Regions from separate parts of the Mus musculus genome. Here region 2 is linked to region 1. A link is a loop called in an ENCODE intact Hi-C map of the cell type or tissue named here. Cell type or tissue: gastrocnemius. All regions are shown on one strand.

Evidence for each region. A loop is a pair of places that touch in the nucleus more often than their neighbours do. Peaks named below come from ENCODE experiments on the same cell type or tissue, not always from the same donor. Only the 100,000 strongest peaks of a DNase experiment are listed, where the experiment ranks them.
Region 2: it touches region 1 in a loop (2.6-fold over the local background); 2 of 42 quality-filtered maps call a loop at or near these places.

What each region holds. Positions count from the first base shown.
Region 1 is chr15:94,461,069-94,465,068 of GRCm38, reverse strand. No RefSeq gene overlaps it. Among named protein-coding and RNA genes, the nearest start is that of Adamts20, 59 kb to the right of the region's middle. In gastrocnemius, a CTCF peak has its summit at 1,596; DNase peaks (open chromatin) are centred at 1,141 and 1,586.
Region 2 is chr15:94,401,739-94,405,738 of GRCm38, reverse strand. It overlaps Adamts20 (a disintegrin-like and metallopeptidase (reprolysin type) with thrombospondin type 1 motif, 20), which reads left to right and starts at 1,389. Exons shown (of 39, transcript NM_177431.5): 1 at 1,389-1,740; 2 at 2,189-2,550. The coding sequence starts at 1,650. In gastrocnemius, a CTCF peak has its summit at 1,541; DNase peaks (open chromatin) are centred at 1,354 and 2,292; H3K4me3 peaks cover 2,061 bases; H3K27ac peaks cover 1,616 bases.

The sequences.
Region 1 (4,000 bases):
GAACGAGCGGTGCGAGCGTCAAGAGTGTGTTGCTAAGAGGCTTAGTGGGCAGGATGTGTGGCTGCTGCAACCATGGCGCTAATAACTGAATGCACTGTTGTATTTGGGGAGAGTACAGAGTACATAGCATGGTAGACGTAAAGCGAGCCACGGCCATATTTTTGAGACGGAACTGCCTTTTATTTCAACATACCATATCATATCAGGAAACTCTTAAAGAAGGGTGTTTTTAAACGAACTGGTGATGTTTACAGACATTCCTATTTCCTTCTTCAGTATGAAAATGTGCTCAATAATTTGATCACTAGTCTCACGTGTTAAAAGACAGTCCACATTTCAAGAGTGTCTGAAGGTAAGGTTTATTGTGGCTGACTGAAGCTTACCTCCTCTGTAAATCTTGAAAGACCACTTGCAAAACACAGACCGTGTATTTCTCTTCTATCTTTTTTTTTTTCTATCAGATTCTGGCAAAAGAACACTTCACATCCAGAATTATAAGCATAGAATACTTGGCTAGTGAGAAAAGCATTGGTGATCTATTTCTGCCTTAAGCTTACAGCCCAGCGGAAGCGAAGGAAGGGAGTCGATCTATGTTGATGACTTCTTCCTTTCTAGCTTCCTAATCGGTTATCTATTAATCATCCTTGCAGGGGAGAAATGATGAAGTTCATCTCTGGTCCTTCCTCCCAGCCCTATGCTCCTAGAAATAAGACTCAGACTCAAGATATATTTATAAATAACTTGGTCATACAGCTAAGCTCTTCTCTGATTAGATATAACTTAAATTGTCCTACGTATTCTAGCGTACATTTTACCTGTGCTCAGGTACCATGGATTTGGCTCATCGTATCTTCTGTTGAATCTTCCTCCTGCCTTTCTCCGCATACCCTTTCTTTCTCCTGGGTATCCCATCTCTATTTTCTGCCTAAGCCACAGGCCATACACTTTTTAACAGACAGGTGATGCACAAGTTATTCTCTCTTGTGAGGAAGGAGGATAGCCAATAAAGGACAGGGATGTGGTGGGAAGGAATCCCTGTACAGATCTCACTGATAAACAGCTCTCGGCTACTCTTACAAGTGAGCAGTTGGACTGGTTGCTTTGTGAGAGGACTTAGGGTGAGCTAGGACTCTGTGCCAAGTACCTGCTGTGTTTTTCTGGGGAATTGAAGACCCAGCTTTTCCTTCTTGGAGCTCACTGGCTAGTGGTAGAGAGTCACGTGATGTCCTTTACACCAGAGTGGCTAGGTGACTTACTCTGATCTGATCAACCTCAACGATGCAATTTATATGATCTCGGCAGCGTTCTAATACAACCTTAAATTCATTTGGTTCATTTAAAGAACTTCTTAAAACAAAGATTTGGAGCCCAGAGTTCTCTTAAAGTGTCCTGAAGTTTATTCTGAGCAAAATAATGGCAGAAAATTGGCCTCATAGGAGGGACCCACGAAACAGCCCCCTTTAGATGAGGCAACCCCTATAGTGCTGTTGTTCCTTCGGGAGAGCACCTGGCCAACTCCTGTGGGTCCCTGCATTTATTACTGCTGCTGCTCTTCTGTCCACCAGCAGCTGCCAATAGCATTCTGCATCAGGTCCCCAGGTGGCAGTGTTCTCAGGCCTTTCATGGAGGGTGTACAAAGTCAGATGACATGTCCCTCTCCATGGTACTAATAGTTCTGTCCTGGGACCATGCAATGTTTTCCAGTCCTGTGGTGCCTGCAGCCCTCCTTGGTTTTTTGTTTGTTTGTTTGTTTGTTTGTTTTCAATATCTGGGGCAGTCAGTTTGGTCTTCATCCGAGTAAGACAACCTTTTAAAAGGTTCACTAAGACAGAGAAAGGGTTTTAATATATCCCACTAAAGGGAAAAGGCATTTCAGGTAGGTAATGCTGGATACAGCCCCTAGAACAGGCAAGTGCTACCTCTTGAAGGCTGTTTATCCTTCATCCAGAAAGATGAGGTCTGTCTGTGAGTCCTGTGTTTTCCCCACTGTGACAGACATTCACATGAACTCTCCACAAAGCAACATTACAAACCTATTCTTCCCCTGAGCTATTATTATACCCTTGTTATCCATGTAAAGTTGGGCTTGCAACAGTTTGAGGAAATATGAAGATGTTAGCCTTCCATTAGAAAATGAGTCTGGAAACTTGCATAGGTGGGCTGATCATTTAATAGTCAACTACTGAATAGTTTCTGGAAAAACCGTCACCCGCAAACATCGAAATTTCCAGAATTAAGATGATAACAGCATTAAAAGCCACCCACAAATCTTGGAAAACCTGCCCTCCAAGCACCATTCCTGGCCTGGCATTTCCGTGACCTTGTAACGTGAGGTAAACGCCCCACAATAGAAATAAGTTGTGGAGAAGATGCATGGTTTCTCTTAGTTCTTCCTCCATAACAAGATATTACATAATAGAAGTGGAGAGCATCGAACACAGACAGCCTGTTTCACTTTTGCACATTAAACTCTTGACCAGAAAAAATTGCATTGTGCTCAATCAGCTCCCATTATGTCACAAGGCTTTGATCTATGGGATCTCTTATCTGCTGCAGTCTACATAAAATGAATGAGAACTCTCCCTTTCATCTCTGTGAGCTTTGCCCCGTGGATCTCGCTTGCTTGGCCCTACTCCCTTTTAAACTCTGATTGTCCCTTACATTGCTTCCTGGTGTGGATTCTTTTCTCCTTGGAGAACCCAGTCCCTTTATCCCTTTCTACAAAAGAGCCCAGCAGATGTCAGCTCACATTTGTCAAGCCCAAACCACATAATCTTTTTAGCATGGGATATTTTACTACGTCATCTTGGGGGCTCTCTTTCTACCATTTTTAATTAATCTCCAAAATTGCTTAGTAAATGAACTACATGATCAAGAAACATTTGAGAAACCTTGAGGGGAGGACACGGATTCTTTTCTCCATCTCATTTCCATAATGGGGAACATTTAATAAGTGAACTGTGGTGGTCCATTGTCTGAGTGAGTGCTATAATTTTAGAACATAGGGCACTATATTTTAAACTTAATTGCTCAAGTTAAAAGAAGTAATTCGTGAAGTTTTGACCTTCAGGATGCTGTAGGAACGTGTGAACATCACTGTAAGATGGCTATTTCTACGTGGCAGAACTCATTACTACTGTAGGATATTATTTTGGTAGCAGTAAAGAAGTTGAAAAATAATTACGCTTGCCTTTGGGCAATAGTTTCAGTTTTCTAATAGTATTTAATCAAAATCCTTATTAAAACATACAATTAATACCTCACTCTTTCCTGGGAGGGTTTGTGATTTATTCTAAATGCACGAGCAACTTAAAAAAATATATTTTCTTTAAAAGCCACAGAGTTGAAATGAGTCCTGTAATTGAGAGTTTAAAATTGGTTCTACTTTTAAAAACCATAGTAATGTACTCCAAATATTATATTCTTAAAACATTAGCACTCCTTTTTTTTTTTTTTTTTTTTTTTTGCAAACTCTTCAAAGCCAGTTTCTTTCTTCGTCAAGTAAACAGCTTATCCTTTATGACCTGGACATAAGAAAACACTGATGTTTCCTCTAATCACTGTGAATGTAATGTGTTTCTCCATGAGTTCTCTCTGTGTCAACTGCTGCAGGAATCTTCGAGGAAGCCTTCGGGGAAATGACTTTGAATGTTTCTAAGACTGACACAGGAGCACACTCATACTAATCACTAACAGCTTAGAGTGAGCCAACTCGCTTCGCAAGTGCATACCGCTGAGAACAGTATACCAACTGAATTCTTAGAGCAGTCTGTTTGGCTCTTTGAGTCTTAGTCGAGGCTGATATTGCGATTTCCTTAAGTAACTAAAAAGCAGTTCATATGAGGCTTTCACCGAATGTGAGACTTCCTGACCGAGTTCTTAATTTCTGAACACAAAGAATGAAAAGCCAGGGTCGGCAGCTCACAAAGCCATCAGGCAGAGCTAAGTTCTGCAGCGGGCAAGGATAGGTTTGATAGACTAACTTTATAAAGGCTGTTTG
Region 2 (4,000 bases), 59 kb after region 1:
GTATGATTCTGGTTTCGGGTCTTTGTAGGTGGAAAGGCCTGGCTCCAAATGCCAAGATGTACTCAGAGCTGCATGCCATTAAAGTGCCCAGCGTGGAGGATGGTAAAGGTTAAACGCACAGTTGTGGGTAAAGTCCGTTGTTGTTCTCTTTAAGACCACCACATTCTAACCTAAACCTGCCATGCTCTCTAATTCTCTGGTGGATGGAATGGCACTGGTGGGAAAGTGGGAAGGAAAAGAGGAGCGAGTGAGGATTACCATACCACCACCCAGCTGGGGATTTCACCATCAAATATAAGTTTCGACTCTCCCTTCCTGAAACTCTTCTACTACCCGTGCTGCCAACAACAGAAGATTGATACCGGTGACATGGAAGGAGGGAACGTATGGTTAGAGGGCAATTTCCAAGGCCAAGAGCCCAGAGCGCAACAGTGACTGCAACAGTGACTGTAAGCCAAACTGAGCTGCAGTCACCCCGTTGTATCCGTGAAGGTTTGCCTTCCCTGGTTAATGGCCTTGGTTGGATTTCAAGGCTCCCAGCCCCTCTCCCCCGTTTTTTTCCGTTCTGGTAATAGAAGTAATTGCAGATCCTGCAAATCAAACAGGTGAGCTCAGGACACGAGAAGTACCCTTGAAAAGAAGCTGTTTTTCTCTTCATGCTAAAGTTTGTCCGTTGCAGTAGGGCCTGGCCTTGCGCACGGATTCAGAGCTACAGATATTGTTGACGAGAGTTAACATTGACAGAGGGCTTTCTTCACTCGGTGGAGAGATTGGTCCCAGAAACAGGCAGATGTTCCGTGGTTCTTGACATTTGTATGTTTTGGGGAGAGTCCTTTGTGCATATTTAAGCACAAAACCAAAGGCGCAGACAGGCAACAGTAATCACATGTGACTGGAGTTCTGGAGACTCCAATGACCTCCTTGAACTTCCTCAACCAAGAGAGATAGGTTAATGCAGTCATACACAAGTCTTCTAGCTCCGTATCCTCCAAACTCCAGAGTCTCCCTGCACACAGGGACCCTCAAAAAACTGAGCCTCACCACAAGCTCCATGGATAGCATCCGGTTACGGATGGTTATTTTGCGTGGGAAGCCGAATAGGACCTCTCAAACGTGAATTGCATAGGCCCCGGTCTGACACTTGTCATTTCACTCCGTGCTCCTATCACCTGTCAACGTGCGTGGGGTCTGGCTGGTCCTGGGGACGCGGAGCTGCAGCCAGGGAGGTCCCGGTGCGCGCGCCCGCGGGCGGGGCTGCGCGGGGCAGGGGCTGCGCGGGAGGCCGAGCCGCCGCGCCTCCCGCTGATTGGTCGACCAGGTCCTGGGGGGCGGGCCCTCCGCCGCCCCGCGCGCCCCGCTACTCTGGCTCGGTTCCCGCTGGGCCGGGCAGCGAGCGCTTCCCAGGGTGGCGCGGGAGCGCGGGGCGCGCGGGCCTGAGAGAGCCAGGCGGGCAGCGCGCGATGAGGCAGCGGCGCCGGGAGCGGGGACTGGCGGCGGGGCGAGGCGAGCCGGGGTGCAGTCCCGGGTGCTCAGGAGGCTGCTGAGACGCCGCGGAGAACCGCTAGAGCGCGGAGGAGGGCAGCGGAGCTCGGGGAGCCGGCGGCCCTGGGGCGGCCTCCCAGTCGGGATCCCCTCCCCTGTGTGCAGCCATGCGGGTGGCCAAGTGGCTGACCGGGTTGCTCTGCCCGATCTCGCTCCTTCTCACTGGGTCCTGGGAAGTTCGTTTCCACCCACGACAGGGTAAGGTCGCCGTGGGCGCTTGGGCCGGGTGCGAGTGGGTGGTGCAGACTGGTTGGAGACCCCAGGCCACCCAGCTCAGAGCATCCCCGAGGACTTTTTTGGTTGTCGTGGAATCTCTGGGGACACGCTCTCCTGATCATGCGGCGGGCACGCGTGGGGCATGGAGCAGCGTGCATCCGGACAACACGGGTTGCTGGAGGCTGGGAAGAGAAGAGGGGCTGGCAAGGAGGTGGCTGCGCTGGGTGGTGGGTGGCAAGGTCTGTATAGAGCATATAGGACCCGTGGGAAAGCAGTACATGCCCACGGTGCCCAGGTGTGTGCGTGTGTGTATATCTGTCGTGCCCCTGAGACTGACCAAAACTGGGGACCTTGGGTAGGGATGCTTGGCTCAAGAGCTTGTGGGTTGGACAGCGTCGGGGCTTCATAGACATTTCGCTGTGTGTTGCAGAAGCCCTGGTGAAGACTCTGGCCTCCTACGAAGTGGTGACCCCCACGCGGGTCAATGAGTTCGGAGACGTGTTTCCCCAGAACCGGCATTTCAGCCGGAAGAAACGTAGCTCCGGGGTGCCGGAGCCTCCTCCGTTCAGGACCCACTACCGAATCAGCGCCTACGGGCAGCTCTTCCAGCTGAACCTGAGCGCTGATGCGGCCTTCCTGGCTGCAGGCTACACTGAGGTGCACTTGGGGACCCCGGTACCTGGACCAGGCGGGCGCAGCACGGAGTCCCCAGACCTGCGCCACTGTTTCTACCGTGGCCAGGTCAACGCGCGAGAGGACCACACTGCTGTCTTCAGTCTCTGTGGAGGACTGGTAAGCCTGATTGTACCTCCCTATGAGTTTTCTCTGATCCAGGCCAGGGCTGTCTGGGGATTGGGGCATGGTGGGTGGTTCCTAGTAGGTTCCTTGGAGTCCTCAGAGACCACCAGAGAGAGGAGCCTAGACCACAGGCAGAGAGAGAGCATCTTTCATCCATTTGTCACGTGCTCCAGAGGCGCTCAGGAGTGGCCTCTGGGTTCTGCTTCTACAACCTCCGGGCAGGATTTTTATGGGCAGCTATTGGTGCCCAATCCCCTGAATTACTTAACCTTAGTAAATGTGTCAGAAAGGAAGGAAAAATTATTGAATATGCACAATTGAATAAAAAAAGGCTCCCGAGGCTGACAAGATTTGGGGAAAGTTCGTTTTGTTTCTGTATGGGGATGTCCATCCACGGAAGAAGGAAAAGGTAAATGCTAGCTGGATCTGGAAAGGTATGAAATATGTCCACAGATATAGTTGCTAGTGCCAGAGAACTAGAAACGACAAGAATAAACGAGAGGGAGTTTTGAAACTTCACTGGAGGGAGGGAGGGAGGGAGAGAGAGAGAATGAAATAAGACATCACTCCCTTGTTTCATTTGGTTTTTGGTTTTCTTCCTTGAAAACAGGTTCTTAATACCTCCTCCCATGACATATTTAGGAAGTCTGGACCAACCCAGAATCTCTTATCAGGACGGTCATTTTAAGTATGCAGCATCACATTGTTAAAATGAGAGTCAATTAACTAAAACATCACGATAGTACCAAGCTAATTCGTGATGCATGAATACGCACTTGCCTACAAATGCCTGAAATAGCGGAATCTGGCAGTCTCTGTGTTGTTACAGTTCGTGTGACGAGTGAAGCCATCATATTTGAGCGCTAATGTGCTGTGAGAACATCCTATGACGAACAAAGCTGCTCTGTCCTTGGTGTTACAGCCACAGAACTTAGCTACAAGTTTCTCGTGAGCCCAACATTTGCTTAATAAAATTGAACAGATCATACTTTCTGAGAGGTGTTCAGACAGTTGCACAAAGTCAACAGGGTTTATTATGTGTATCAAACATTGGTAGTAGTAGTTCTCTCCATGCAAAATGTAAAGATACTTCCACATGGGTTTGAGATGATGTCCTAGACAAGAGCCTTGGTAGTTACTCCTCTGGCTACTTAGCATTGATGTCCCGTTAACTTGATATAGGCTTTTACATCATGTTGGAAGAGGGCACCGCAGTTGAGAAAATACGCCTACCAGATTGGCCACAGGAAGCCTGTGATGTATTTTCTTAATTAGTGATTGATGTCAGAGGGCCAAGCTCATTGTTGGTGATGCCACTCTGGGGTTGATTGGTGGTCCTGGATGGTGGTAGCACCCTGGGATTGATTGGTGGTCCTGGATGGTATAAGATGGCAAGCTGAGAAAGCCATCAACAAGTGGGTGGTGGTCCTCTACGGCTTCTGCA